Regions from separate parts of the Homo sapiens genome. Here region 1 is linked to region 2. Evidence: chromatin contacts called from ENCODE Hi-C or POLR2A ChIA-PET data. All regions are on one chromosome and are shown on one strand. Each heading gives the region's core, a stretch centred on a gene start or an enhancer-like site at or near the end of the contact. The rest is flanking DNA. Distances are from core to core; before and after follow the strand shown. Region 1 overlaps SH3BP4 (SH3 domain binding protein 4). Region 2 has its middle 73 kb from the start of ARL4C.

The links. Hi-C counts contacts between places; a loop is a spot of excess contacts on that map. ChIA-PET counts read pairs that join two places held with the same protein, here RNA polymerase II (POLR2A). Pooled maps may share reads with other maps.
Region 1: a map of B cell shows a loop between it and region 2 (5-fold over the local background). The contact joins two enhancer-like sites. A Hi-C loop is called at or near these places in 2 of 168 maps with a recorded cell type or tissue (B cell and MCF 10A) and 1 of 50 pooled maps. POLR2A ChIA-PET finds 5 or more read pairs at or near these places in 1 of 52 experiments (HCT116).

The regions. Positions count from the first base shown.
Region 1 is chr2:235,041,397-235,045,605 of GRCh38, forward strand. SH3BP4 (SH3 domain binding protein 4) reads left to right here. Exons shown (of 6, transcript NM_014521.3): 4 at 1-1,851. Among named protein-coding and RNA genes, the nearest start is that of SH3BP4, 91 kb to the left of the region's middle. RefSeq lists an enhancer at 2,067-2,568. Within about 2 kb of position 2,840, at least 9 of the 41 ENCODE cell types and tissues checked have a DNase peak (open chromatin) inside an H3K27ac peak, as active enhancers do; they include B cell, where a contact is called at or near this core.
Region 2 is chr2:234,567,562-234,572,082 of GRCh38, forward strand. No RefSeq gene overlaps it. Among named protein-coding and RNA genes, the nearest start is that of ARL4C, 73 kb to the left of the region's middle. Within about 2 kb of position 2,335, at least 2 of the 41 ENCODE cell types and tissues checked have a DNase peak (open chromatin) inside an H3K27ac peak, as active enhancers do; they include B cell, where a contact is called at or near this core.

The DNA.
Region 1 (4,209 bases), core at 1,590-4,089, 470 kb after region 2:
ACGAATAGCACTGGCAACATCTTCGATGAGCTTCCAGTCACAAACGGACTCCACGCAGAGCCGCCGGTCAGGCGGGACAACCCCTTCTTCAGAAGCAAGCGCTCCTACAGTCTCTCGGAACTCTCCGTCCTCCAAGCCAAGTCCGATGCTCCCACATCGTCGAGTTTCTTCACCGGCTTGAAATCACCTGCCCCCGAGCAATTTCAGAGCCGGGAGGATTTTCGAACTGCCTGGCTAAACCACAGGAAGCTGGCCCGGTCTTGCCACGACCTGGACTTGCTTGGCCAAAGCCCTGGTTGGGGCCAGACCCAAGCCGTGGAGACAAACATCGTGTGCAAGCTGGATAGCTCCGGGGGTGCTGTCCAGCTTCCTGACACCAGCATCAGCATCCACGTGCCCGAGGGCCACGTCGCCCCTGGGGAGACCCAGCAGATCTCCATGAAAGCCCTGCTGGACCCCCCGCTGGAGCTCAACAGTGACAGGTCCTGCAGCATCAGCCCTGTGCTGGAGGTCAAGCTGAGCAACCTGGAGGTGAAAACCTCTATCATCTTGGAGATGAAAGTGTCAGCCGAGATAAAAAATGACCTTTTTAGCAAAAGCACAGTGGGCCTCCAGTGCCTGAGGAGCGACTCGAAGGAAGGGCCATATGTCTCCGTCCCGCTCAACTGCAGCTGTGGGGACACGGTCCAGGCACAGCTGCACAACCTGGAGCCCTGTATGTACGTGGCTGTCGTGGCCCATGGCCCAAGCATCCTCTACCCTTCCACCGTGTGGGACTTCATCAATAAAAAAGTCACAGTGGGTCTCTACGGCCCTAAACACATCCACCCATCCTTCAAGACGGTAGTGACCATTTTTGGGCATGACTGTGCCCCAAAGACGCTCCTGGTCAGCGAGGTCACACGCCAGGCACCCAACCCTGCCCCGGTGGCCCTGCAGCTGTGGGGGAAGCACCAGTTCGTTTTGTCCAGGCCCCAGGATCTCAAGGTCTGTATGTTTTCCAATATGACGAATTACGAGGTCAAAGCCAGCGAGCAGGCCAAAGTGGTGCGAGGATTCCAGCTGAAGCTGGGCAAGGTGAGCCGCCTGATCTTCCCCATCACCTCCCAGAACCCCAACGAGCTCTCTGACTTCACGCTGCGGGTTCAGGTGAAGGACGACCAGGAGGCCATCCTCACCCAGTTTTGTGTCCAGACTCCTCAGCCACCCCCTAAAAGTGCCATCAAGCCTTCCGGGCAAAGGAGGTTTCTCAAGAAGAACGAAGTCGGGAAAATCATCCTGTCCCCGTTTGCCACCACTACAAAGTACCCGACTTTCCAGGACCGCCCGGTGTCCAGCCTCAAGTTTGGTAAGTTGCTCAAGACTGTGGTGCGGCAGAACAAGAACCACTACCTGCTGGAGTACAAGAAGGGCGACGGGATCGCCCTGCTCAGCGAGGAGCGGGTCAGGCTCCGGGGCCAGCTGTGGACCAAGGAGTGGTACATCGGCTACTACCAGGGCAGGGTGGGCCTCGTGCACACCAAGAACGTGCTGGTGGTCGGCAGGGCCCGGCCCAGCCTGTGCTCGGGCCCCGAGCTGAGCACCTCGGTGCTGCTGGAGCAGATCCTGCGGCCCTGCAAATTCCTCACGTACATCTATGCCTCCGTGAGGACCCTGCTCATGGAGAACATCAGCAGCTGGCGCTCCTTCGCTGACGCCCTGGGCTACGTGAACCTGCCGCTCACCTTTTTCTGCCGGGCAGAGCTGGATAGTGAGCCCGAGCGGGTGGCGTCCGTCCTAGAAAAGCTGAAGGAGGACTGTAACAACACTGAGAACAAAGAACGGAAGTCCTTCCAGAAGGAGCTTGTGATGGTGAGTGCTCAGCAGGTGCCTGGGCGTTCAGGGGTGCTGCTCAGCAAAGCCTTTCCGCCTTCCCAGTGCACATGGGCGTGGGCCGTGGTGTCGTAAGTCACCAGGACAGTGTCTGTGGCTGATGTCCCGCTGCCTGAGATAGGTGCGGCTCAGCACAGCCTTTCGCCTTCCCAATATGCGTGGGCGTGGGCCGTGGTGTTGTAAGTCACCAGGACAGTGTCTGTGGCTGATGTCCCGCTGCCTGAGATAGGTGCGGCTCAGCACAGCCTTTCGCCTTCCCAATATGCGTGGGCGTGGGCCGTGGTGTTGTAAGTCACCAGGACAGTGTCTGTGGCTGATGTCCCGCTGCCTGAGATAGGTGCGGCTCAGCACAGCCTTTCGCCTTCCCAATATGCGTGGGCGTGGGCCGTGGTGTTGTAAGTCACCAGGACAGTGTCTGTGGCTGATGTCCCGCTGCCTGAGATAGGTGCGGCTCAGCACAGCCTTTCGCCTTCCCAATATGCGTGGGCGTGGGCCGTGGTGTTGTAAGTCACCAGGACAGTGTCTGTGGCTGATGTCCCGCTGCCTGGGATATACGTGTGGGGCTTGAAGTGTGCTTGAAGTGGAGATGGGGTTTACGGGGGATCCTGGGGGGCCCCAGACAACCCAAGGACCCTGCAAAGAAGAGCATTCCAGTTACTTTTCCCACCGAATCTGTGAGCTCCAAGAGGGTCCCAGAATGGACCAGATGCGGGTGGGGGCAGAAGGCGGCCTGTGCTCTCGCCATTCAGTTTAGATCTCTTGGGAGCAGATGTGGTTCGTTAGATTCCCAACAGGGTCTCTGACTCCAGAGTCCCACGAACCGCTGCCCCAAAGCCTGTGTTCATTGTAATGTGAGTTTTTCTTGCCTTTGCTTCCTTGAAGCTTCTAACATCTCTGTATTGTTTCCACTTCCCCCTCTGTGTTGGTTTGAGTTGGGGCGAGGACAGCATTTGTTTTGCCAGCACAACCGTGAACTGGAATCCAAAGAAATAAAAGGGGGAAGTAAGCATCAGACTGTGGGTTACGCCCTGGCCCACGAGCCAACCGGGGAGCATTTGCTCAACGCTTTCTTAGCACTGCTCCCCGCAGGCAGCCCCACCGTCAGCAGAGCTGGGTCCTGGCGGTTACCTTGGCTAGGCTTAGCCATATCCGTGTCCTGGCATCCCCAGGGGTGTTTGTGGTGGAGAGTCCCTGTGGACTTCTCCCTGTGATAGAACGGAGTCCACCCCTATCCTCCGGAGAGGGGCGCATTGCTGGTGTTCATTCCTGTGGGAAAACCCTGTGACCTTGGCGTGTGCCGCTCTTCCTCGTTCCTCTGAGCCCGCAGGCTTTCTTGCATCCTAGCTTCTGAGAGGCGTGCTTCTTGGTGCCCGGCCTTTCTGCCACCTCCCCGGCTCCCCTGGATTGAGCCCTGTTTGTCTGGGAGAGCCCAGAGTGTCCTGTAGACACAGGTGTGCAGGCAAGGGTCACATGTGGCACATACCCGGCTCGGCTGCCCATGTTGAGCCAGGAGACAGAAGGGACGCAGCCCGGCAGGAGTGGGGCAGGAGTCGGGTGAGACCCTCTCTGGGTGGCCTGCAGTCGTGTGCAGTGCCAGAAGCATGGAGCCACGAGATTGCCCAGGGGAGGGAGATGGAACTGGAAGCGGCCGTCAGGGGGGCCACCTTGGCAACCAGGAAATCACTGCACTTGGGTGGGGAGGAAGCGAACAAACGCAGCAGGGAAGCCTCCGGGCCCCCATGTGGGGTCACCTGCAGGGAGGGGATGGCCTGCGTCCCTCCCATCAGCCATCACCCATGTGTGATTCAGAGCACACCTCCTGGCTCTCCAGAACCTGGTGCCGGGCCGTGGCCTGGTCTCCTCACGGGTGCACCCAGCACAGTGGCAGACAAAGCGCCTCCATCCCGTGAGAGCCTCTGTGCGGGCGGCCCCGAGACCACAGCCGTGGCTGTGCATGCTGTCGTGGAACCTGACAGCATTGCTGAGCCCAGGACACTCACCTCGACGTTGCACCAGAGGTGGAAAAATGACACAACCAGGAGTACCACACCAGCTGTGGAAAATAACCGCCGAGTAGGTGGCTTTTACACTCATTTTCCTGCTTTTTTATCTTTTTCCAAAAGACATAAATGATCAAACTCTCTCAATTCGATTGGTGAGCATCTCTGGGAGGGGATTTTTTGGTGGGCCTCCCTGTCCGCTCCAGGGAGGGGTGTGTCCTCTGTGCCCGAGTCCTTCCGCTACCCAGAAAGGAGGAAGTGAAACTTGCCCTTGGCCAGGTCGGCTCCCTGAGGCAAGGTTAGATTTTGTGGTGATAAAGTGAAACTGGTTTTGCAG
Region 2 (4,521 bases), core at 1,085-3,584:
CCCCTGCCAATCCTTGCAGTGGCCTTCACCTCTCCTCCCCTGATGTCCAGCAACACTGGATTTCCTGTGCCCTTGGGTTGGGTGTGCTCTCTTCACATCTGGGCCACCCATGTGATGCTGACCACCCCATTCTCTCTCCTATTGCCCCCGGATCGCTGCTCATCCTTCTAATGTCAGCTTCGACACCACTTCCTCCAAAAACCCTTCTTCAGCTTCCCAAGTGTGTGCTACATGCCTCTCTGTGTGCATCCTGGGGCGAGGGTTCCACGGGACCCTCAGCACAGTGTGTGATCTTGGCCACCAAATATCGGGGTCCACCTGCAGCCTTTAAGCTCCAGCCACACAAAGACGCTTCTCACTTGTTTACCTTTGCATTCTGATGAAAATGACACCCAGACATAAGATGCCCTTATTGGGACAGGGAAAAGTGAGGACAATGTGGGAAAGTTCAAGAATGAGGCCTGAGAAACCCATATAAGGAGGAGAATGAGGGATTCAGCCTCTTGACAGGGAATGTCCTCATTCTTACGGTATCATCCCACCATTACCCACTGATTTCAGAGGGAGGATGTGCTTCCGATGGAGACGCTCTGTAGCAGCTCCTTCGTCGAGTGATGGAATGCAGCCACCCAGCATACATGCCTCTGGGTGGGGCCCTGTGAAGACAGCAGTGTCACCAATGGAGTGTTGCCAGCCAGGGTATTTGAATCTGATCAAGAGAAAACAATCAGACAAATCTAGAGGAAGGCCGTCTTCATGACAGCTGGTCTGGACCCTCTAAATAGGTCAACAGTATGAAAAGCAAAAGATGAGGTGGCTATTCTTGATTTTCTAAAATAGAGATGAATAGCAGCCAAATACAATGCTTGATTTAAAAAAACACTGTAAAATATTTTTGGGACAATGGGGACTTGAACATGGAGTGGCTTTCAGATGATTTCATGGGATTCTTGTTAGTCTCCTTACGTGGGATCATTGTACTGGGGTCATGTGGATGGCGCTTATTCACTGGAGACTGGTGCATACTTAGGGATAAAGATCACAATGTCTGCAACTTACTTTCAAATGATTCATCAATAAATATATTTTGTCTCTGTGCACACATATGTGTGTATGCACACAAATGTCAAATGCATATGTGGCAAAATGTTAACAATTGGTGAATCTAAGATGCAATGTTCATTTTATTATTCTTCTTATTATTATTTTGAACAGAGTCTCACTCTGTCACCCCGGCTGGAGTGCAGTGGTGCGATCTCAGCTCACTGCAACCTCCGCCTCCCGGGTTCAAGCGATTCTCCTGCTTCAGCCTCCTGAGTAGCTAGGACTACAGGCACGGGCCACCACGCCTGGCTAATTTTTTGTATTTTTAGTAGAGGTGAGGTTTCACCATGTTAGCCAGGCTGGTCTCGATCTCCTGACCTCATGATCCGCCTACCTCAGCCCATTATATTATTTTTAAACTTCTCTGTAGGTCTGAACATATTCAAAGGAAAAAGTTGGAACAAGAAAGAGTGACTCAGGATGGAAACCTTGCCACCAAGGTGGGGTTACGTGGGGTCTGTGCCTTGAGTAGTAATGCATAACCCAGAAATCAGCCCTAAGCAGAGACACTGAGGACAATGGCGCGTGTTGGGCACTGCACAACCCTAAAGGAGCCATTTACATAGACAATCGTGTCAATGATGCTTCCCCCCATACCCTGTTCAACTGTCCACAGTCATCTGTGCCTAGAGGCAGTATATGCTGAACTAGACCGAAGCCTAGAGTGGCCAGATTCTGCATGCAGGAGTGGGGATTGGAGTAAACTAAATCAGTGTTTTCCAAGGTGTAGATCATGAGGGATTACTAAGTATTCTCTGAGACTGGAGGCGTTGTGAGGGCAGGCTGTGTATGGCTTTCTTCTGTTTCACCAGTGCAGAGCCCAGTATTTAGCACAAAATAGGGAGTCAATAATTTTTGTTTTTGCAATAACAAGTTAACTGCTACCAAATACATTTAAGAAATAGTGCATGAAACAGGATTGCTAGAATAAGATTTCTCAGAGACTTTGATACAGTAAATCCATGGGTGAATCTCCAAAAGGAGAACACAGGAGGCAATGTTCCTGAAACTAGCTCAACATGGAAACCTTCAACCACAAAGTGGCTCACAGGCATATTGCTATGTCCTGGATGCAACGTGTAAAATGTATTTCTTGTGGGTCATGGTCGAGAAAGTTTTAAATTTCCATTTTTAGAAAAAAGTCCATGAGTGTTTGTTGCTGAGATTTCTTGAGCTTCCTTCTTCTGCTCTTTCCATGGCTAACTATTTAGCTAGCTGTCAAGCCTCCTGCTGCTGTCTTCCCTTTCTTGCTTCAGTAAATCTGAGTCTGCTGCCACCCAAGAGCTGTGAAGTTTCTGCTGCTCCTCTTCAGTGGTTCCACGGTTCCATTTGCTGCACTATTGAGAAACTTTCTCAGTTTCTGGTCACAGGAACTAACTTAAATCAGCTGAGACACAAAAAGACAATTTATCGGTTTATGTGATCAAAAAGTCTGGTCATGGCCTAAAAATAAATCATAACATTTCTGTTTCTCTCTCCATTTCTCTGCCAGTGTCTTCATGTGGCTTCCGGAGGCCCCAGACTCATGTCCTATTAGTTTAGAGGTCTGACCCTGAGAGGCAGAAAGAAAGCACTTATCTCTACAGATCTGCTGGGAAGGTCTTGGGGAAGAATGTCACTAGTCAAGCATGAGTGGGATGCCTGTCCCTAAGCCAATCACTCCAGCCAGAGCAATGGGGTGCTCTGATTGTCAGGCCTGGGGTTTGTCCCACCATTGTAACAGGATGGGATGACAGCCAGCCCACCCAAACCACAGGAAATGGGTTCCCCACGGGAAGACACTTTCCTCTACCAAAAGAAAGGAGAAGCGATGTCGGGCAGACAAAACCAATGGATATCTAGTGTTAGCGCTAGTGATGGGCCAAATACTATTAAAACCCAGACAGTGCCCTTTAATGAGCAATTCAGAAGCTTACGAAAAAGGAGAGGGTGATGGGATTTGCCCAGGACCGCTTGGGTGGAAAGCTCATTGTTCCAGAGAAAATTCCATGCAGTTGATGATGAAGTCCCTCATTTACCAGAGATAAAATCTCGAGCCACTGGCGAATAGTTCAAATAACCATTCTGCCAAGCAACTGCCTACACATACACGTTGACTGAATGCAAACTTTTACACCATTTCCCTCTGAAACCAAGAGGAGTCATTCCAATAGGCTAGATTGATGTTCTTTTCCTCAAAGGGCTCACAATCTAAGGAAAGAGACAGCAAATCAAACAAGTACAGAGCATTTTAATAAGGGCTTTGAGAGGAGAAGATAAGGGGGTCTAGAAAGGAAGAAGGTCCTTACCAACAGAGAACCCAGAAAAAACCACAGGAACCTCATAGAAGCAGGTGAGTCCCATGGCTAGAGTGAGGGTGCCTGCTCTAGGCTACCCTGGACAGGTAGTGTTCTGCCTCCCATGGACGGTACTCTCTGTAAGACGTCCAGACATGACAAAGAGCATTCAGAGGAAGACATTCTGAAGAATGGATAAATCAAGTCTGTGCTATATGGGAAACTGTTGCAGAATGATAGTCTTGAAAATTTATTTGAAGGGCTGCCATAGGGGAAAGGGATTTGACTTGTGTTAGAGTTTCCAGGAGCGCTGCAGTGAGCCTGTCCCTGGAACAACACAGGGAGTCATGCTTTGCTTCTAGAGAAGGAAGCACTTTCCAATAAAAGGCCATCCTGGAAAGGCATGAGATCTTTAGGGAGAAAATGATTTGACTATAACTGAAGGTGTTTAAGAACAGACTGAATGGCCACTTGGCAGAGATGTATATTCAAGCACTGGGTTAGGGGTAGGCTGATGAGATGCAGCTTTAAGAGCCTTGAGATAGTAAAATTTTCACCAACACTCAGAAACCTGTTGCTGTAAGCACGTATGCATGATCTTTAATATGTTGTCCATTTAGAGCCTTCATAGCAAGTACTGCAGGAATGTTTGCCTTACAAATAAAAGCTATGCAAAGGCCTCTATGCTTTATGCTTTCCTAGAACTCCTCCCCCATCAGCAATGTATGCAAAGCCGCCACCAATATAATCTGCTGGGTTCGTAGCTATGTTGACGGCTTCTAATTCTGCAGAGAGGCAGCATAACACAGGGTGTATGTAAATGACATGGAATGCAACATGTGTAAGGAGCCCAGGCTAGAGCTTTGCACCTTCCTTGTCATGACACATCAGTGAACTATTTTTCATTCACTGGGGCCTCTTCTTGTTCCTCTTCTCTGTCTGTGTAATTGTTGGATGGGGGAGTGGTGTGTACAGAGTGGTATAAAGGAAAGTGAATTCTCCCATGAAAAAAGCAACTTTGTCCCTCTCATCCGTGCCTTTAGGAAAGTCGCTTCACCTCTTCCTTTCCTTCTTCAAAGTGAGGATCAAGGAGATGAGTTTGAAAGAGCTTTGAATTTCTCAGTATGAATATTTTCCAGTT